Regions from separate parts of the Homo sapiens genome. Here region 1 is linked to region 2. Evidence: read pairs that join two places in POLR2A ChIA-PET (ENCODE). Cell type or tissue: PC-9. All regions are shown on one strand. Links, peaks and the distances in the headings refer to the core of each region. The heading gives the core; the rest is flanking DNA.

What was found. Peaks named below come from ENCODE experiments on the same cell type or tissue, not always from the same donor. Only the 100,000 strongest peaks of a DNase experiment are listed, where the experiment ranks them.
Region 1: POLR2A ChIA-PET joins it to region 2 with 18 read pairs; 2 of 35 experiments call an interaction of 5 or more read pairs at or near these places.

The regions. Positions count from the first base shown.
Region 1 is chrX:46,996,618-47,007,678 of GRCh38, forward strand. It overlaps JADE3 (jade family PHD finger 3), which reads left to right. Exons shown (of 11, transcript NM_014735.5): 4 at 1,503-1,660. Among named protein-coding and RNA genes, the nearest start is that of RGN, 76 kb to the right of the region's middle. In PC-9, for the core only: no CTCF peak of the experiment used is centred there; no DNase peak of the experiment used is centred there.
Region 2 is chrX:47,497,356-47,508,416 of GRCh38, forward strand. All of the region lies in intron 1 of LOC124905183 (a long non-coding RNA gene), which reads right to left. Among named protein-coding and RNA genes, the nearest start is that of ZNF41, 20 kb to the left of the region's middle. In PC-9, for the core only: no CTCF peak of the experiment used is centred there; DNase peaks (open chromatin) are centred at 4,546, 5,176 and 5,466; H3K27ac peaks cover 3,426 bases.

The sequences.
Region 1 (11,061 bases), core at 2,063-10,062, 500 kb before region 2:
GCATTGATTGATTTGTGGATCAATGAATCACTCTAATCTCTGCCTCCATGATCACACTACCTTCTCCTCTTCCATCTCAAATCTCCCTCCACCTTTCTCTTGTAAGGACACTTGTCAATGGACTTAGAGCCCACTTGGATATTCCAGAATGATATCTTCACCTGAAGATTCTTAACTTAATTACATCTGCAAAGACCCTTTTTCCAAATAAGGTAATATCCATAGTTTCTGGGAACTAGGATGTGGACATATCTTTTTGGAGGCCACCATTCAATCCACTGCAATATGTTTTCAGGTTAGGAAACTATGTAGAGCAGATTTCATAAGCAGTTATGGCAAGTATGAAGGTACGGCTTATGCTTTGTAATTAGATCATTTGGCATTATTCATTATTAGTCAAGCCCAAAGCATGATCTTGTAATCAATTGATATATTTTATAAAGACTATCACTTGGAAAATAATGAAATATTTTAGGATGTTGACACATACTTTCCAGAACTAAGGAAGGATTTCCCACAGCACCATCTTTCCCAAAGATAGTAGTTTAGCAAATTGGAAATTGCCACCACTACTTAACCACTGCCTCATTAAAGATACTCTGAGGCCAGGCACCGTGCCTCACGCCTATAATCCCAGCACTTTGAGAGGCCAAGGCGGGCAGATCACTTGAGTTTAGCAGTTTGAGACCAGCCTGGGCAACCTGTCGAAACCCTGCCTCTACAAAAATTACAAAAAAAAAAATTACAAAAATTAGCTGGGCATGGTGGTATGTGCCTGTAGTCCCAGCTACTCAGGAGGCTGAGGTGGGAGGATCGCTTGAGCCTGGGAGGCAGAGGTTGCAGTGAGCCAAAGTCACGCTATCGCACTCCAGCCTAGGTAACATAGTGAGACCCTGTCTCAAAAAAATAAAATTAAATTCTGGAACAGAAAGACATTAGGGAGAAAAATAGTGAAAATTTGAATGAATTCTATACATTAGTTAATAGTATTATAGCATTGCTACTTTCCTGGTTTAGGTAATTGAACTCTGGTTATATAAACTGTAAACAATTAGAGGAAACTAAGTGAAGGATATATGGAAACTTTACTATTTGATAACTTTTCTTTAAGTCTAAAATTATTTCTAAATAAATTTTAAAATGAAATGATGCCCAAATAATTATTAACTATCAGTGGATACTTGTTACTTAATTTAAGAAAGTTAAGGATTGTTTTATACAAACTGTTTTGAGTAACCTGTATTGTTGGTTTAAATTTAGAGAACCCAAGAAAATAATTCAGGAAGGACTGCATTACCCTTTATTAAATCCCAAATAAGCTGGCTTCCTTGTCAGTACTTCAAACCTTTCCAAACAGAAGTTGATCTGGCCATTTAGGAAGTTAGAGATGTTTCTCTTGTTGGAAGCAGAGTGGATGGGGATGGTCTTTTTAAAAGGAGAACATTGAATGGTATCAGTTGCATAGTGATGGTCTTCTCAAGATATGTGCAATATCTTTCCAGGTATTCCGGAAGGACCTCATCAGTGCCATGAAACTTCCAGATTCTCACCACATTAATCCTGATAGCTATTACCTCTTTGCTGATACATGGAAGGAAGAATGGGAAAAGGGAGTCCAGGTACCAGCCAGTCCAGACACCGTTCCACAGCCTTCTCTCAGGTATTTGCATGCTTGCACCTTTGACTTAGGGAATGAATGCTCTCATGTTTGTCTGCTGCTTGGGGAGAAACTTAGAGTGGCTAATTATGCATTTATAGTACAAAGTCACATACCATTTTCACCAATTCACTCAGACCAGTGGCAGATTTTACCAGGCTATAATAAGCAATAAAGTCAGGCTCATGTATTTAGGGACATAGTATGTGCCCATTATTCATAGGATAAAACCATTTGAAGTCCAATCTGAAATTATGATAAAATTTTGGAGACAAGAATTTCCAAGTCTTGACTCAACAGTCAGTAGCATTTATTAGTCTTCTGAGAGAAACAGAATTAATTACATAATGCCTGTCTTAGTCTGTTTACTGTTGTTATAACAATACCTGAGTCTGTTTTATTTATTTATTTGTTTGTTTGTTTGTTTATTTATTTTGAGATGGAGTCTTACTCTGTCACCCAGGCTGGAGTGCAGTGGCACCATCTTGGCTCACTGCAACCTCTGCCTCCCGGGTTCAAGAGATTCTCCTGCCTTACCCTCCCAAGTAGTTGGAATTACAGGCGTGCACCACCTTGCCCAGCTAATTTTTTTGGTATTTGTTTTAATAGAGACAGGGTTTCATCATGCTGGCCAGGCCGTTCTTGAACTCCTGACTTCATGATCTGCCCACCTTGGCCTCCCAAAGTGCTGGGATTACAGGCCTGAGCCACCGCGCCTGGCCGAGTCTGTATAATTTATAAAGAAATATTTGGCTCACAGTTCTAAAGACTGGGAAGTCCAAGGGCATGGCAGCAGCTTCTGAAGGGCTTTTATACTGTGTTATAACATGTGAGAAAAGAAGAAGGACAAGTGAACATGTGTTTAAGAGATCACAAGAGTGAGCCAAGCTCACTTTTATGATGACCCACTCTTGTGAGAATTAATTCACTCCTGCAGGAACTCATTCCCACAAGAACTAACTGCTGCTATAACAGCATTAGTCAATTCATGAGCACTCCACCCTCAATACCCAATTATCTCTTAAAGACCCCACCTCCCAACACCATCACATTGGGAATTAAGGTTCCAATACACAAACTTTTGGTGACACATTCAAACTATAGAAACACCTGTGGGAAGTTTTATATATATATATATAACATATATATACATATATAACATATATATATATATATAACATATATATACATATATAACATATATATATATAAAATAGGGTCTTAAAGTAATGGTATCTATAAATAGAGGGTCAAAAACATAGAGTAATGGTACCTGTAAATAGAGGGCCAAAAACATAGAGTTTGTAAATGCATAAACCCAAATAAAAGGGGATTACTGAATGATTGAGTTGACTCTAAGCACATGGCCTTCATTTGCATTAGACCTGAGAAGAAAATTGAAATAGGAGAGGGCTTTGGTTTTAGAAAGAGGAGAGAAGGACTTTTCTGCCAGAGGAAGTAATAAGTAATAAGTTCAGTTAAAGAGTAGCGACTGGTTTTGGAAGCCATTTTTTCTTTCTGGTCTTTGTGTTTCCAATACTTTACACAAAGGTTGGCATTAAACAAAATGCTGAGTAAAAGTTTGAGTGAATGAATGAATGGGTAGAATGTAGAGTGCCAAATAAAGGGGCTAGTGGGACCTACTGGTTACTGTGAGAAATTGCAGATCTTATTGTACACCCATCAATTTCTGTTACATATTAGATTTTTTTAAGGGCAGAGATAACATCCTTGAATTCTCTGCTCCTAGTACTAGGTTTTTAAGACCTAGTCATGCTCCAGAAATGCTTGTTGGAATCATTTCTAGAAACCCAGGCTGTCCTACCCACAGAGGCTGTCCTACCCACAGAGAGGCTGCCTATGCTCTGTTAAGGAAAGCTCCACAGCCTTGCTCAGCACATGTCCCAAAACTCACTGGTTCATCATCAACACCATCTCCTGCCCCCTAAAAATCAGAGTAGCATCATGAATGAACATATGAGTTGAGTGTTTTCATGTCCTTGTTGTCAGTATTTTTATACAAATATAGCAGCCCTGGTGCTGAGTTGACCATCACCATTCCATTGATACTCCGAGGATTATTGAGTGTGACTAGCATCTTGACTTTAGTCTCGTTGGTAAGTCAGTATCAATTATCTACTTATTGGAGGTGATTTTAATCTTTTAGGTTGAGTGGAAAATGTCCCCTGTACCACTTTAAAAATGTTATCTGATAAGTGAGCCATGGGTAAGTAGGGTAGCAAGAATGGAGCAACAGTTTAAGAACAGTAATTTATTTTCATTTTTTTAATTTTTTGAGATAGGGTCTCGCTCTGTCACTCAGGCTGGAGTGCAGTGGCATGTTGTCAGCTCACTGCAACCTCCGCCTCCTGAGTTCAAGTGATTCTCATGCCTCAGCCACTTGAATAGCTGGGGTTACAGGCATGTGCCACCATGCCTGGATATTTTTGTATTTTTAATAGAGACGGGGTTTCACCATGTTGGCCAGGCTGGTCTCAAACTCCTAGCCTCGAGTAATTTGTCCGCCTTGGCCTCCCAAGTGCTAGAATTAAATGTGTGAGCCCCCGCCCTCAGCCTAAGAACAACAGTAATTTTAGAAACTAAAAGAGTTTAACTTGTTTTCAAATATAGGGATGTGCGTTCCTAATTCATGTGTGGCTTCAGTGCTCTATTATTTGTTCCGAGGGCTTCACATATTTACCATTATAAGTGCTGTGAATTGTTGGTAAATCTCTTCTGTTTCCCATAGTTCTTTGCCTATCATACGAAACTCTTAATTTTAATGGAACAACAAGGCAGACTATTAAATTATTGATCATATTGAATTCCTTAATGAAATCCTTAACTGGTTGCTCTTGGTAGGTATATCAGTTTCTGTTTTTTAGAAAATATCAATAAGACTTGTACTGTAGTATGTAGCCTTTCCTATGGAACAGTAATTCTCAAATTTTAGGGTGCATCAGAATCATTTGGAGGGCTTGTTAGAACAGATTTCTTAACCTCACCCCTAGTTTTTGATTCAGTAGATCTGAGGTGTGAGGTCTGAGAATTTGCATTTCTAACAACTCCTGACATGATACTGATGCCACTAGTCTGGGGATGACACTTTGAGAACAATTTTGTTATGAAATATGTTTATCTCATTTCCTGAATTTAATGGAAATCTCCATACTTTTATCATCTTCCTTGGATTTCTCTTTTGGCTTTCAATATAAGCCAGCCATATTGGAGGCTCAACCTATTTAGGATTTGGTTGGAGTACCTAAACTTTGTTTGGAGTACCTAATTTCCTCAACCACAGCTGCTTATCACAGCAACCCTTAACTATCATCATTTTGCATGGGTCAAACTATGTCTTGTGATTTTTACTTTCTGAATTTTGTAAGTCACCTTAAAAATTAAATCTTTGTGATATGAAATTATATTGGAACATTAATAAATAATTTGTTTTCATGTCCTTCAACAGATTTTCAAAATCAAATGACTTCAATTAACATTTTTAAGTACTATATAAATTCAGGCCTATTTAGATACCCCATGGTATGAAGTTACTCTCAGACTTGCCTTTTAACTAGGAACTAGTCTTAAGGTTTTTTGGCAGAGCTTTCTATTTGCCATCCATATACCCTTTTCAGTGAAATATATCTTTGTCTTTTGCCTGTTTTCTAATCAGATTCTTTGTTTTTTTACTATTGAGTGTTGAGAATTACTTATAAATTTGAGATATGAATCCATTGTCAAATATGTGGTTTGCAAATATTTTCTCCCAGTCTATTTATAGATTGACTTTTCGTCCAGTTAAGAGGGTCGTTCACAAAGTATAAGTTTGTGATTTTGATGAAGTTCAATTTATTGATTTTTTTTTTCTTCTGGATCATGCTTTTAATGTCATGCTGTGAACTTTTCACTTAGCTCTATGTCTCAAAAATATTCTTCTATGTTTTCTTTTAAGAGTTTTATAGTTTTACATTTAAATGCGTGAACCATTTTGAATTAATTTTGTGTAAGATATGAGGCATAGATCAAAGTTCAAAATCAGGTAAGTTGATTCTTCCCACTTTATTCATTTTTCAAAATTGCTGTGGCTATTCCACTTTCTTTGTCTTTCCATTCAAATTTTATAATAAGCTTTCCATATGTACAAAAAATCTTGCTGGATTTTCATAAGGATTATATTAAACCTTTATCACTTGGGAAGAATTGACATCTGTACAAGTCCTGTACACATTTTGCTAAATTTATGCTTAAGTGTTAAAATTTTTTGAGCAGTTGTTAATGGTATTATATTTATAATTTAGGTTTCCACATGGTCATTGCTAGTACATACAAATACAACCAATTTTTGTGTGTTGATGTTGTGTTTTCTATAACCCTGCTGAATTACTTAGTTCTGGCAGTTTTATTTAAAAAAAAAAAAAAAAAAGAGGTTCCTTAGGATTTTCTGTGTAGACCATCATGTTACCTGCAAATAAAGATGGTTTTATTTCTTCCTTTCCAATCTGTTTACTTTTTATTTCTTTTCTTGCCTTATTCTAGTAGCTAAAATGTCTTGTAGTATGTCAAATAGCAGTGGAGAGAGCAGACATCATTGTCTTGTTCCCAATCTTAGGCGGAAGGCTTTCAGTCTTTCAATATATTAAGTATGATATTAACTATAGGGTTTTTCATAGATATTCTTTGTCAAGTTGAGGAAGTTCACCTCTACTCCTAATGTGTGGTAGTTTTTTTCATAAATGGGTATTGAATTTTGTCAACTGAAATGATCCCTATCAAATGATATGATCAGGTGATTTTTTTTCTTCTTCAGCCTGTTAATGTTATAGATTACATTGATTGATTTTTTTTAATATTGAACAAGCCTTGCATTGCTTGAGCAAACCTGAGTATTAGTCAGCTTGGGCTGCCATAACAAAATATCACAGGCTGGATAGCTTAAACAACAGAAATTTATTTCTCAAAGTTCTGGAGTCTGAAAGTCCTAGATCAAGGTCTTGCAGAGTTCAGTTTTGGTGAGGGCTCTCTTCCTTGCTTGCTACCTTCTCACTGTGTGCTCACATGGCCTTTCCCTTATGACCTTATTTAAGCTTAATTACCTCCTGTAGGCCTTGTCTCCAAATACAGTCACATTGGGGGTTAAATTTTGGGGGTGACACAATTCAGTCCATAACACCAAGTTGATCAGGGATTATATTATATTTTTATACTGCTTGATTTGACTTGCAAATATCTTGTTGGAAATTTTTATGTCTATGTATTTTTATGTCTTATTTTTATGTTCCCGAGGAATATTGACCTGTAGTCTTATATATATAAAAATAATTATATATAATTAATGTATATATATAAATTTATATATTTATATAGATATAAATTTATATATATATTAATTATATATTATAATTAATGTATATGTTATATATAATTAATGTATATATAAAAATTACAAATTATAATTAAATTTGTAATTTATATATAATTTATATATAAAATAATTATATATAATTTATATATGTTTTATATATAATTTTGGTGACATACACCAAAATTATAAATTTATATATATTTATAAATTTATATATATAAATTTATTTTTATATATTTATATTTTTATATATAAATTTATTATATATATAAATTTATAAATTATTTATATATATAAATAATGTGAGAGACAGGGTCTCGCTCTGTTGCCCAGGCTGGAGTGCAGTGGCACCACCTCAAGCTCAGTACAACTTCCACCTCCTAGGCTCAAGTGATCCTCCTGCCTCAGCCTCCTGAGTAGCTGGGATTACAAGTGTTCATCGCCACGCCCAGCTGATTTTTGTATTTTTTGTAGAGACAGGGTTTCACCATGTTGCCCAGGCTGGTCTCAAGCTCCTGACCTCAAGCAGCCCTCCAGCATTGGCCTCCCAAAGTGCTGGGATTACAGGCAGGAGCCAGTGCACCCAACCTCTCATGATATTTATATCTGTATTGTATCAGGGTAGTACTGGTCTTATAAAATTAGTTGGGAAATATTCCTTCCTCTTCTAGTTTTTGGAAGAAATGGTATAGAACTGGGGTTAATTCTTATTAAAATGTTTGATGGAATTCTCCAATGAAACACTCCAGACCTGGAGGCTTCTCTTTGGGGATTTGCTTAAGTATAAATTTGAGTTCTTTTTTTTGTTTGTTTGTTTGAGGCCTTGCTCTGTCACCCAGGCTGCAGTGAAATGGCACAATCACGGCTCACTGCAGCCTCAACCTCCTAAGCCCAAGCAATCTTCCCACCTCAGCCTCCCAAGAGCTGGGACCACAGGCCTGTGCCGCCATATGCGGCTAATTTTTTAAGAATTTTTTGTAGAGATGAAGTCTTCCTATGTTGGCCAGTCTGGTCTGAAACTCCTGGGCTCAAGTGATCCTCCCGCCTCAGCCTACCAAAATGTTGGGATTACGGGCGTGAGCCACTGCACATGGCAAATTTGAGTCCTTTAATAGATAATTTGAATAGCCCTGTAACTATTTCATGTTGAGTGACTTTGGTTAGTTTGTAGTTTAAGGTACTGGTTTGTTTCATCTAAGTTGTTGAATTTACATGTATAGAATGGCTCATAGTATTCCCTGTGTTGCTTTCATTTTAAAATTCAATCTTGGCTAGACTTCTACTTCCAAAAAGATGGAGTAGGTATGCTTTTCCCTATGCCTCCCACTAAGTACAATTAAAAACCCTGAGCATTTTATATAATGCAAACATAAGACTTTGAAAGATCAGGAGAAGAAAGCAGAACAGCTAGAGTCCTTGAGACCTGAGGAACAACCCAGTTTTATGTTCCCTGGGATTTCTTTTTGTTCCCAGAGTTGGTGCTGGAGAAGCTAGCAACCCAGAAGCACAAACCAGCAAAAACAAAAAACAAAAACTAAGAAAAGCCTGTCCTCTCTAGCCAAATGACCAGGAAAGGGACCGCCTATCAGACAGGAAACCTTTTTTTTATTATTTTATTATTTTTTTGAGACTGAATCTCTGTCGCCCAGGCTGGAGTGCAATGGTGCCATCTCTGCTTACTGCAACCTTCGCCTCCCTGGTTAAAATGATTCTCCTGCCTCAGCCTCCCAAGTAGCTGGGATTGCAGGTGCACACCATCACACCCAGCTAATTTTTGTATTTTTAGTAGAGGTGGGGTTTCACCACGTTGGCCGGGCTGGTCTCAAACTCTTGACCTCAAGTGATCCACCCACTTCGGCCTCCCAAAGGGCTGGGATTACAGGTGTCAATCACTGTGCCTGGCCAACATGGAAAACTTTTAGACAGAAAACTCTTCTCCAGTCAAACACCACAGAAAAATACTTTGGGCCACCCCAACCTTCTCCAGCAAAGATGGAGTAGGGAGCCTAGACAGCAATGATGTACCCCATTTGGGGTTGTGTTAGAGGAGACTGAGTGGACAGTCAGGATTTTCACCTCTGTTCAGCAGTGTCAGTGGAGGCCATGCAGGAAACAATAGCAAGGCATTCTCACCAATCCCAGTGATGGAGGTATCCATGGAAGCCTAGTGGGGGGCTGAAACTCTCAGCCCCACCCAACAGTAACAGGGATGTTGACACAGGCCAAATGGTGAACTAGGTCTTATACAACCACCTGGTGGTAACAAGGCAATGCCCCCAACCCTGATCTCCAGCCAGATAGTGTCATAGGAAGCCAGCCAAAATCGAAGGTTTGCATAAGATCCAGAGTCTCATAATGCCCCAAATGTCTAGGTTTTAGTAAAAAATTACTCATCAAGAATCAGGAAGGTCTCAACTTGACCAAAGACAGATGCCGACATCAAGATGCCAGATATTAGAATAGTTTAACGAAGATTTTAAAACAGCCAACATAAAAATGCTTCAGTGAACAATTGTGAACATACTTGAAATAAGTTAAAAAAAAATAGTATCCCTCTTTCATTCCTATTATTGGCAATTTTTGTATTATCTTTTTTTCTTGCTATAGGTTGGTCAGTTATCTTGATCATTTCACAGAACACTCTTCTTATTTTTGTTTGTTTTTAGAGACAGGGTCTTACTCTGTCACTCACGCTGGAGTACAGTGGCATGATCACAGCTCACTACAGCCTGGACCTTTTGGGCTCAAGTGATCCTCCTGCCTCAGCCTCCTAAGTAGCTGGGACTACAGGCGCATGCCACCACGCCAGGCTAATTTTTGTAGTTTTTTTTTTTTTTTTTTTTTTAGAGACAGGGGTTTCGCCATGTTGCCCAGGCTGGTCTTGAACTCCCGGGCTCAAGCAATCCGACCACCTCGGCCTCCCAAAGTGCTGGGATTACAAGTGTGAGCCAATGCGCCCAGCCCATTACTTTTCTGTTTTTAATCTCATTGATTCCTGGTCTTTATTATTTTTATCCTTCTGCTTACTTTGGGTTTATTTTGCTTTTTTCTCGTTTCTAGTGTTGAGAACTTAATTTATTGATTTGAAGCTGTTTCTCTTATCTAATGTAAGCATGTAGTACTATAAATTTTCCTCTCAGCACCTGCTTTAACTGTGTCTCATAAATTTTGATATGTTGAATTTCATTTTCGTTCTCTTAAGTATATATTTTTTTAACTTCTCTTGAAATTTCTTCTTTCACCCATGGATTATTTCAAAGTGTGATTTTTGGTTTCCAGGTGTTTGGAGGTTTTCTTGTTATCTTTCTGTTGCTGATTTCTAGTTTTCTTTTTTTTTTTCTTTTCTTTTAAGAGATGAGATCTCACTATATTGTCCAGGCTGGTCTCGAACTCCTGGGCTCAAGCAATCCTCCCACCTTGACCTCCCAAAGTGCTGGGATTATGGGTGTGAGCCACTGCGCGTGGCCAGTTTCTAGTTTTGATTCCACTGTGATCAGAAAACACACTCTATATAATTCCAGTTATTTAAATTTGTTGAGGTTTATTTTATGGCCCAGGATATGGTCTGTCATGGTACATGTTCCATGGGTGCTTAAAAATAAGTGTATGCTGCTCTTGTTGGGTAGAGTATTCCATAAATGTCAATTCGTTCAACTCTGTTAGTTGGTGGTAGTGTTGAGTTCTTCTGTACCCTTGTTGATTTTCTGTTTGTTGGTTCTATCAATTATTGAGAGAGGTTGAGGTCTATAGCTATAATCATGGATTTGTCCATTTCCACTTTGAGTTCAGTTCATTTTTGCTTCACGTTTTGGAGCACTGTTGTTTGGTGCACACACATTTATGATTGCTATGTCTTCTTGATGACACTTTTATCATTATATAATATTCCTCTTCATCTCTGGTAATTTTCTTTACTATGCAGTCTACTTTATCTGATGTTAGTATAGTCACTTTTGCTTTCTTTTGAGTGATGTTTGCATCATATGTCTTTCTCCATTATTTTACTTTCAACCTACTTATATCCTTATATTTTAAGTATGTT
Region 2 (11,061 bases), core at 1,516-9,515:
AATAAAAGTGGGGAAACAGAGCCAAGAATCTCAGAAACAAGCTTCCATAATTTTTAGCACTATGCAAAAACAACAGAAGAGGGAGCTCTGACATTTGAAAAGCTACCCTGAACCCCCACCTCCTTCTGAAAGTTCAGGAAAACTAATTTGATATAAAGAAGAATATACAGAGGACAAATCCCATACAATATTGCTGTAAGAATAAAAAAATAAGGGGTAGAATACCATTCTTGGACACAATGAAAGAATGCCGAAAACACATGCTCACAGAATGGATCAAAATTATAGCCAACTATTTTGAACAAGCTAAACAACATTAAGAAAATGATGCAAGACAATGAAAGAATAACATAAATAAGAACTAGAAAAACTCAATTTATGATAGATCTCAGAAAATATTTGGAAATAAAAGAAAAAATCTTTCAGAATAGAAAATTAAACTGCAAGGAACACAGAGCAAATAAACATAACACATGATGGCTTAAAAGAAATAGAAGGTGGAAAGGATGAACATATTTTTTAAAAAGCAAAAGAATAGTATTTGAGGACAAATGGCAAATATCAAAGTTATAAAAAGAAGATCCAATTCATATACCCTAGGAGTCCTTGAAGAAAACAAGGGCAAAAGGATGAAAACAAATACTAAAAACTATAATTCAAGAAAACTTCCTGGAATTAAAAAAGAATTGAAACTACATATTGAAAGAGCACATCAGACTTCCTTTTCCTTCTGGCCAAGATAGAGTTACAGGAACCAGATTTACTCTTCCACTTGAAACAACTACAAAAATGATAAAATATATGAAACAATGGGGCCGGCCGTGGTGGCGCATGCCTGTAATCCCAGCACTTCGGGAGGCCAAGGCGGGCAGATCACTTGAGGCCAAAAGTTTGAGACCATCCTGGCACATAGCAAAACACCATCTCTGCTAAAAATACAAAAAATAGCCGGGCAAGGTGGTACACACCTGTAGTCCCAGCTACTCGGGAGGCTGAGGCATAAGAACTCCTTGAACCCAGGAAGCGGAGGTTGCAGTGAGCCGAGGTTGCAGTGAGCCGAGATTGCACCACTGCATTCCAGCCTGGGTGACAGAGTGAGAGCCTGTCTCGAAAAAAGGAATTAAAAAAAAAAAAAGAAAAGAATGCAGGTCTGAAAAATATCTCAAGCACCAATCTTAGGTTTTACAATAGTGATGTTATCAAAAGGAGCAATTGTGGAGGTTAGGAATTTTGTGACCTCCGGCCACATGACTTCTAAACCAGAATTTCTACTCTTGTGGCTAATTTGTTGGTTTTACAAAGGCTGTTTGGTCCCCAGGCAAAAAGGGGGTTTGTTTTGGGAAAGGGCTGTTACCATCTTTGTTTCAAAGTTGAACTATAAACTAAGGCTGGGCACAGTGGCTCATGTCTGTAATCCCAGCACTTTAGGGGTCGAGGTGGGTGGATCACTTGAGGTCAGGGGTTTGAGACCAGCCTGGCCAACATGATGAAACCCCGTCTCTACCAAAAAATTAAAAAATTAGACAGGCATGTTGGCACACGCCTGTAATCCCAACCACTCAGGAAGCTGAGGCAGGAGAATTGCTTGAACCCGGGAGGCAGAGGTTGCAGTGAGCCAAGATTGTACCATTGCACTCCAGCCTGGGTGACAGAGTGAGACCCTGTCTCAAAAAAAAAAAAAAATTAATATATATATACACTAAATTTTTCCTATAGTTAGCTTGGCCTATGCCCGGGAATGAACAAGGGCAGTTTGGAGGTTAAGGGCAAGATGGGGTCGGTTAGCTCAGATCTCTTTCACTGTCATATTTTTTTCAGTTATAATTTTTGCAAGGGCATTTCAGTATTGTTATTCAGAGACTGGTTAACGTGGGTGCCTAGAAAGGGATTAACAGAGCAGGCCTGAGACTGTTATGCTGAGAAAAGCTTGTTCTCAAGGTTTGCCCTTGGCTGGTGTCTGGGAACTTGGATTTCTGGAGGGTTCCCACTTTTCCCTAACTGATAAGGGTGTCTCACTGTGTCTACGTTGTGCTGACAATCTGGTTTATGCTGGCCATCTGCCTCTCTTCTAGGAGTCTGGAATATTAGTGCGTGCTAGGCAGAGGGCACCTAGTGCCTAACTCCCAATAAAAACCTTTGACACTGAGTCTCTAATGGGCTTTTCTGGGCAGAAACATGACACGCTTGTTGCTGCATTTTTGATGCTGGGGGAGGGTGCACTATGTGGGAGCCTTCCTGGGAGGGAAGAAGAGGGAAGATGGATGAGTAAATCATGCCTGGGTCACTATGGAGTTACCTATGGTGTAAAACAGCAGCTGACCTGCTTGCTATCTCTTATGAGAGGTAGAAGTTACCCGTGGCATTTGAAAATGATAAATCCAGTCATAGACAGTTGGCTTGCTGGATCTCCTGGCTGCTTTTGGCCATGCTGGCTAAAGATAGGAAGAAGTGCAGCTCAAAGGATGACTTTGGTTTTTGTTCTCTCCTCCAATTGGGAGGAAAAAGGGCCCAGACATTCCCCCCAGTGAGCTTCCTATGCACTAAAGACAGGCCAGGTGCAGTGGCTCACGCCTGTAATCCCAGCACTTTGGGAGGCCAAGGTGGGCAGATTGCTTGAGGTCACAAGTTTGAGAACAGCCTGGCCACCATGGTGAAATCCTGTCTCTACTAAAAATACAAAAATTAGCCGGGTGTGGTGGCATGCACCTGCAGTCTCAGCTACTCAGGAGGCTGAGGCAGGATAATGGCTTGAACCGAGGAGGTGGAGGTTGCAGTGAGCTGAGATCATGCCACTGCACTCCAGCCTGGGCGACAGAGCGAGATTCTGTCTCAACAAAACAAAACAAAACAAAACAAAACAAAACAAAACAAAACCAACGAAAAGACAATAACAGTTAATTGGAGTTGCTCTCTCTCCTAGGTGGGAGGGGGAAGGGTCAGAAAATTTCTGAAGGCAGGTTTTGGGTGAATCAAGAACGTTCAAAGTTTGCATTGCTCGCTCCTCCAAGTGGAAGAAAAATAGTTAAATCAGTTCCCAGGGCTGGAGCAAGGCTTTAGATAAACCAGAGGTGGAGAAAGAGTAAAAAACATTCCCCCCAAACAAGAAAACCACTCTAGCCTTTTCTACAGCTTAGTAGCTGCCTCTGCAACTCAAAGCCCTCCTTACACTGCAACCTTCATCTCCAGCAGCTGTAATGTTAACCTTGTAAATGCGGTGTGGAAACTAAAGCAACTCCATCTTGGATGCTAATCCACGATGTTGACTTCAGATTAACTCCAGTGCCAGGAAGGCCTCTCAGATTTCCAGTCTAGCTATCTTTCCTTGTGTAAGAGCACATACTTACCACAAATCCTGCCCTTAGGTCTAAATAACCTCAATGTGATCGTTCTTCAATTCTACACATCACTTCTGAATCACCCCTTCCCTATGGTATATAAGCCCTGAGTCTGGGGTTGATGGCACAGGGATCCACTTTCTCCTCTTACCGCTACCTGAGACGCAGACATGGCTTCTGTTTGCAAGTCCCTATTAAATGTTTCCTTCTAAGAAATTGGATATGTCAGCCTCTTTCTTTGGCCTCTCAGCTTCCTGGGACTTTGGGGGTAGTTTTGTATAGACCTGCTCACTGTGGAACATGCTGATTTTACAGCTAGGGGTTTGGGGAAAACAGAGGGGAATGTTTATTCAAAGGCTTTGTATTTTGTGGCTGTCGCATCTGGGTGTATGATAAAATTTAATGTAAAATGTTATCTGCTTTATTTCATCAACATTAGACAAATCATCCTAATAGGGAAAGCTGCAAAGAAAAAAAAACAGTGTTTGTGGAATCAGAGCTCCCTTGCTTTTTGCTGCCTGTGGGTGGATTGCAATTTAAACTCTTTGAGGATTGGAAACAGAACAAGTCTCCATAACCACTGATTTTTGCCCATTGGAGCCTCTGGAAAAAGGGAGAGAACATAAAAAGAGAGGCAATCTCCGGGTAGAAACATGCTTTGGGAGTTTTCAAAAACAGCTTTTAGTTTGCTAATGTGCTCTTGCTGCCATGAACTGCCTGACCCATAGAGGCTAATGGTTTTCAGCCTGCTGTGCATATGTTTGAGTAGGTCTATTTGGCCTCTAAAATGAACAAGATAAAAAGGACTTTTAGAAAAGTCTTGTTTGTCACTTGGGCTTGGTATACAGCTGTCTGGCTCTTCCTTGTATCAGCTTTGCTGCTACTGAAGGAAAGCCAGGGGCTTTTTAAAAATCCCAGATTCACAGATCCTAATTGCCTGTGCCTGCCTCTGAGCTGAAACTTGATGCTGTCTTCTGCAGCTGTTTCGGCCTTGCGGTGAGCTGTGCGGAACTGAAGGCTCATCTCAAAGAACAGGACTCAGATTCTGAATTGTTGCCCATTTAAGACAGCCTCTGTGGGGCTATAAATGACGAAAATACAGATGCTGACCGGATTGTCTGGGTCACATAAAAATGCCAACAGGAAAGGGTGTGGTCTCATGAAACCATCTAAAATTGGGTGGCTGAATGGCTCTAGATTTCTGATACAGAGACTAATTGCATTCTTAACTTGTGATTTCTCTTGAAAGCTTCAGGTTGGGGACGGACACATAACAGAGAATGTGACCCCTTCACCTACTTCACACAGATTGGACTGGTGCCCCTCTTTGAGATGTCTCATTGCTGTTGACTTGTTGCATCATTCAGCTTTCAGGATTAGATGCAGTTTGTGCCAATGGACTGATAGCCTGACTCTATTTCCCTCACCTTTCTTTTCTTTCTTTCTTTCTTTCTTTCTTTCTTTCTTTCTTTCTTTCTTTCTTTTTTTCTTTTTTTTTTTTTTTTTTAGACAGGGTCTCACTCTGTCACCCAGGATGGAGTGCAGTGGCACGATCATGGCTCACTGCAGCCTTGATCTCCCGGGCTCAGGTGATCCTCCTACCTCAGCCTCCCAAGTAGCTGGGACTACAGGCTCCTGCCACCCAGATAATTTTTTTTTTAAGAGATGGGGTTTCGCCATGTTTCCCAGGCTGGTCTCGAACTCCTGAGCTCAAGCAGTCCGCCCACCTTGGCCTCCCAAAGTGCTGGAATTACAGGCGTGAGCCACTGAGCCCAGCCTACTACCCTCACCTTTCTCCTAGTGCACACATCTTAGTGAAACAGTTTGATTATTCAGTGCAGCTGTCCCCAGCAAGAGATTGATTTTTTTTTCCCTAGGCTGCTCACTGGGTAAATGATGAGGAGGAAAGGAATGGGAAGTTAATGGAAACCCATTTTGAAAAAATTGGAAAGTTCCGGATTCTTCCTGACCTATTTCTGGACATGATATGTCTTTCTGGTTAAATTGCATAAAAATATTTTCCTGGAAAAATGTTTCTTTCCTTCTAGCATATAACCCTTCCAGACAAATGGTCTGGATGAGAGTAAAATGATTGGGAAATATGAAGTCATATTTCTTCAGTAAGTCATGAAGTCTTACTGAATGAGACTCACTGATTTTGTAACAATGGAGAAAAAAGAAAAGCCTATGGAGGTGCCGGGGTGTAGAGAGTGTATTAATGATCTTTGTTTTTTCAGAACTGCTCCTGGCAGCTTTCCCCTCTTTCTGTAGAAGAATGCCCCATGTTTCATTTCCAAGCTGCTGTGAGTGCTTTGAATGTAAATTGGCTGCTGAGCCTCTGATCACCCCTGACAGCACTGACTATGACACAGCAGGGGTGGCACCTGCTCCTGTGATTTGCCGGCAGAACACCTGCAGATGCCATCCACACACATGAGAGGGATGAACTGATGTCACGGATAAGCAAAACTGAGGGAACCTGACTACCTCTGGGCAGTCCCGCTGAAACCAAGGACCAAACTGAATTATTTGGATTAGACTCGGTGGGAGTTTTCCCCGTGGGAGGCCACACTGGGAACCCTGTTAACCTGCCCTGTCTGACTAATGTATGCCCTGCTCGGGGTACCTGAACAATTGTAAACTCTTGGTTTCCAGGGCTATCACGTGTTCCCTCTGGGATTGTACTTGCATGTGCACCCTAACTGTCCTGACACTGCCTCAGCCTGGAAGACATTGACATCAGCTTCAGTTTACTGGCCAGAGTGGTGCTGAGCCTGAATTGATGTGGCAGGCTGGGCAAAAAGGGGATAATACAGAAATTTAAGGAAGAAGCCCCCTGACTTTCAAAGATGAACTTTTCTGGTTAATGGATTTTTTTTTCTTTGTGTGTGTGTGTGTGTGTGTGTGTGTGTGTGTGTGTGTGTATTTTGAGACAGTGTCTCACTCTGTTGCCCAGGCTTTAGTGTAGTGGTGTGATCAGCTCACTGCAGCCTCAAACTCCTGGGCTCAAGTGATCCTCCCACCTCAGCCTCCCAAGTAGCTGGGACTACAGGCGCATGCCACCATGCCCAGCTGAATTAAAAAAAAATTTTTTTTTGTAGAGATGGGGGGTGTATTAGGGTTCCCTTAGAGGGACATAACTAATAGGATATATGTGTATATATATAGGCTGTCTGCAAGCTGAGGAACAAGGAAAGCCAGTCTCAATCCCAAAACTGAAGAACTTAGAGTCCGATGTTCAAGGGAAGGAAGCATCCAGCACAGGAGAAAGATGGAGGCTAGGAGGCTAGGCCCATGTTGTTCTTTTCTCATTTTTCTGCCCGCTTCATATTCGATGGAAGCTGATTAGATTGTGCCCACCAGATTAAGGGTGGATCTGCCTTTTCCAGCCCACTGACTCAAATGTTAATCTGTTTTGGGCAACACCCACACAGACACACCCAGGATTAATATTTTGTATCCCTCAATCCAATCAAGTTGACAACTCAGTATTAACCATCACAGGGGGTCTCACTATGTTGGCCAGGCTGCCCTCCAACCCCTGGGTTCAAGCAATCCTGCTGCCTTGGCCTCCCAGAGTGCTGGGATTACAGGTGTGAGCCACTGTGCCCCACCTGGAATTTGTTTTAACTGGCTAAATCCAGGACCCCTGGAGGGTATAAGTGAGGTTAAATCTGCAGGGTGGTCTCACCTGGCTGCATGGGGTCCTACTGATAATTTTGCTGTGAAGATGCCAGGACCAAGGGGTGGACTAAGCAGAAGGGGGTTAACATAGCAGTCCTGTAACTATTGTCCTTTGAAAGTCCTGCTTACAAGCTTGGCCCTTGGCTGGCAATTAGGAACTTGGATTTCGGGAGTATTCCCAGAATTCCTTAACTGATAAGGATGGCTTACTCTTCCCAACCTGTTTGTGCAAACAGTGGTTTCTGCTGATCACCGGCTTTCATTCTGGGAGCCTGGAATTTTGGTAAGCACTAGGTAGAGGGTGCCTAGTGACCAGCCCCCAGTGAAACCTTTGGGCACCAAACCTCTAATGGGCTTCCCTGGGGAGAAGCATTATACATGTGTTCCTGGATTTTTGTTGCTAGAAGGACAGCTCTGTGCAAGCCTCCTGCGAGGGGGAGACAGCATGAGGAGGCCTGTGTACAGCATCCTTCACATTCTGCCTGTGTCTTTTTACCTTGACGATTCTGTCACATATCCTTTTGCTGTCATAAACCTTAGCTGTGAGGACAATTATATGCTATGCTCAGTGCTATGAGTTCTTCCAGCAAGTCACTGAACATGGGGGGTGGCCCTGGGACCCCCCAACAGAATGGGATAAATTAATAATTATGAGATATTCCAATTCTATCATCCCTGCGTCTATGAGAACCTGTAATTTTGTTGTGAGAGAAATGGAATGCAGGCCGGGTGTGGTGGCTCATGCCTATAATCCCTGTACTTTGGGAGGCTGAGGCGGGTGGATCACCTGAGGTCAGGAGTTTGAGACCAGCCTGGCCAACATGATGAAACCCCGTCTCAACTAAAAATACAAAAAATTAGTCAGGCATGGTGGCGGCTGCCTGTAATCCCAGCTACTCGGGAGGCTGAGGCAGGAGAATCGCTTGAGCCCGGGAGGCGGAGGTTACAGTTAGCTGAGATCACGCCACTGCACTCCAGCCTGAGTGACAGAGCGAGACTCCGTCTCAAAAAAAAAAAAAAAAAAAAAAAGAAATGGAATACAGATACAATATAAAAGAGAGCTTAAGGAAAAAAAAAACCTATATTCCTGAATTTGAGTTGGACATATCAATATGATCTCACAACAGTTTATTTTTAAAAAGAATGTGCACACACACACACACACACACACACACACACACACTTCATAGCTCTGTCTGCTGAAGAGGCCTACAAACAACGACCAACACAGCAGTAATGAGCAACCCTGGCACCCAAATTGTGGCCTTGACATTCCATTTCCCATGAAAAGGAATCAGTACCAGATCTGGTACTGGAAATGTACAAGATAATCCTGGAATCTTGTCATAAGAGCCGATAGTGAGAAAGCTGTTAATATCTATTAGGGTCAAGTCAAAAGGGTGTGGGAGCCAACTCCAGGAGTCTCTCACGGGCCGCAGATGAGATAATTTGAGCTTCAAGAAGTTAATAAATGCAATTTGACTGAAACCTGCCTAATATGCTTAAATTCATGAGTTCACAATGATCTTTTTAAAAATAGTTACCTTTGGGGAATGATAGGGAACCAAATCATTTTCTTGAAAACTGATAAAGGGACAAAGAATAAAGCATTTATGTTGCCTTTCCTAAATAAACTGTAGTATCAGTAACCAAATGATAAATGAACAAAAGCATCTCTATAAAAGTGTTGCAATTAATAAATGAAAAAGAATTGTTGGTTGGAATTTGTATATCACCATTTTGCAACCACCAATCAATTTCATGGATCTTCTAGGCATTGAAGCATCTCAGCTGCTAACATCACAAGAGTGACAACCAGACATTCTGTGCCCCCTGATGAGAGCACATGTAGTCTTGCTAAAGGAATTAAGCTTGAACCAGATCTGGCCCCTGCATTGACCTGCCAATTTGCAGGAAACATGGAGTACAGAGAAATATATTGCCATGCACATGCAATCACCCAAATCCAGGCTGTGAAAAATCCAGATTTGAGTGAGGACCTTGAAAGTAAAAGAGACTTAAAAAACAAATCATTTTTTTTTCATGAGCAAGACTAACATGTAATGTTTGAGGATGTACACTTGGGTGATATAAAGAAATGCAAGGAAGTAATTACTATAAAGTCAAGGTCAAGGTTGGTGAGTTGAAATTGGATGGGGCTTCTGGGTTGGCTGGCAGAGTTCTTTCTTGAATTTGGTGGTTGTTACTAAGGTGTTTGCCTTGTAAGAACCAGTTAAGCTACACTTTGGTGTTACACGGCTTTATGTAGCTATATTTTATTTTACTTTAATAAAAATAAAGTCCTGAGCTATTACTGTTTTTTTCCTTATGGTAGAAAATATTTATTTCAAATGCCCAGTCATGGCTAGGCGCAGTGGCTCACGCCTGTAATCCCAGCACTTTGGGAGGCCGAGGCGGGAGGATCATTTGAGGTCAGGAGTCTGAGACCAGCCTGGCCAACATGGTGAAACCCTGTCTCTACTAAAAATACAAAAATTAGCTGGGTGTGGTGGTGGGTGCCTGTAATCCCAGCTACTCAGGAGACTGAGGCAGGAGAATTGCTTGAGCCCAGGAGGCAGAGGTTGCAGTGAGCAGAGATCGCACCATTGTGCTCCAGCCTGGGCAACAAAGCAAGACTCCGTCTCCAAAAACAACAACAACAAACCCAAATGCCCAGTCATCATCCATTTAGATTCAATTTTATGCATATGTTGCAGGAGTCACTGCTTGATATTATTTTATTACTCGTTTGAGATTTCTCTTCTAAAGTGAGAGAACTTTGTTGATTATTTGCCTTAAGTCTAGAACATTACTGGTAACTTCTCTATACAGTATTCTTTGTCGAAAAATATCTTTGCATTGACTGATAAGAATTTTCATACTTATTTTTAAGATGAAGTGAAAATGAAGCAACTTTTTAATATTCTCATGCCTAAAAAGAGGAAGAGCTGGAATTGAAACTGTCATTAATTCTACCCAGATTGTCATTGGTATTTCCAGTATTCCATCATGACTAAAATCTAGAGTTAATTCTCACTGAACTTTGTATACTGTATTGTATGTAGCATAGTGGCCTATATCAAATTTACCAGGCAAATATATCTTTTAAACATTTTAATTGTGGTAAAATATACACAACATTAAATTTACCATCTTAACCATTTTTAAGTATACAGTTAAGTAGTATGAAGTATGTTCACATTGTTGTGCAACCAATCTCCAGAACTTTTTCATCTTGCAAAACTGAAACTCTGTACCCCTTAAACAACAACTATTCATTTCCCCTCCCCAGCCCCTGGTAACCACCATTCTACTTTCTGTCTCCATAAATTTGACTACTTTAGGTACTTCGTATAAGCAGAATCATACAGTAGTTGTCTTTCTGTGACTGGCTTATTTCTTTTAGCATAATGTCCTAAAGGTTCATCCCAGTACAACTTTTATTTTATTTATTTATTTATTTTATTTTTTTGAGATGCAGTCTCACTCTGTCACCCAGGCTGGAGTGCAATGGCAGGATCTTGGCTCACTGAAACCTCTGCCTCCCCAGTTCAAGCCATTCTGCCTCAGCCTCCCAAGTAGTTAGGATCACAGGCATCCGCCACCACACCCGGCTAATTTTTGTATTTTTAGTAGAGATGGGGTTTCACCATGTTGGCCAGGCTAGTCTCGAACTCTTGACCTCAAGTGATCCGCCCGCCTTGGCCTCCCAAAGTGCTGGGATTACAGGCGTGAGCCACCTCGCCTGGCCACAATTTTCTTTTTTTTAGAGATAGTCTCACTATGTTTCCCAGGCTAGTCTCCAACTCCTGGCCTCAAGTGATCCTCCTGCCTCAGTCTCTCAAGTCATTGGAATTACAGGCATGAGCCACCATGCCTGGCCACAAACAATTTTATGGGGCCACTTTACCAAGTTCTTCCCTTCTGGGAGGGAAAGAGGCCCCACCTTCCTGGAACCACAGCTCCACAGATGGCAGAGGAGGGTTCCCCTCCCTCAGAGTTGTGGCTCCTATGAGGTGCCATTTGGCCACTGCCAAGGCTA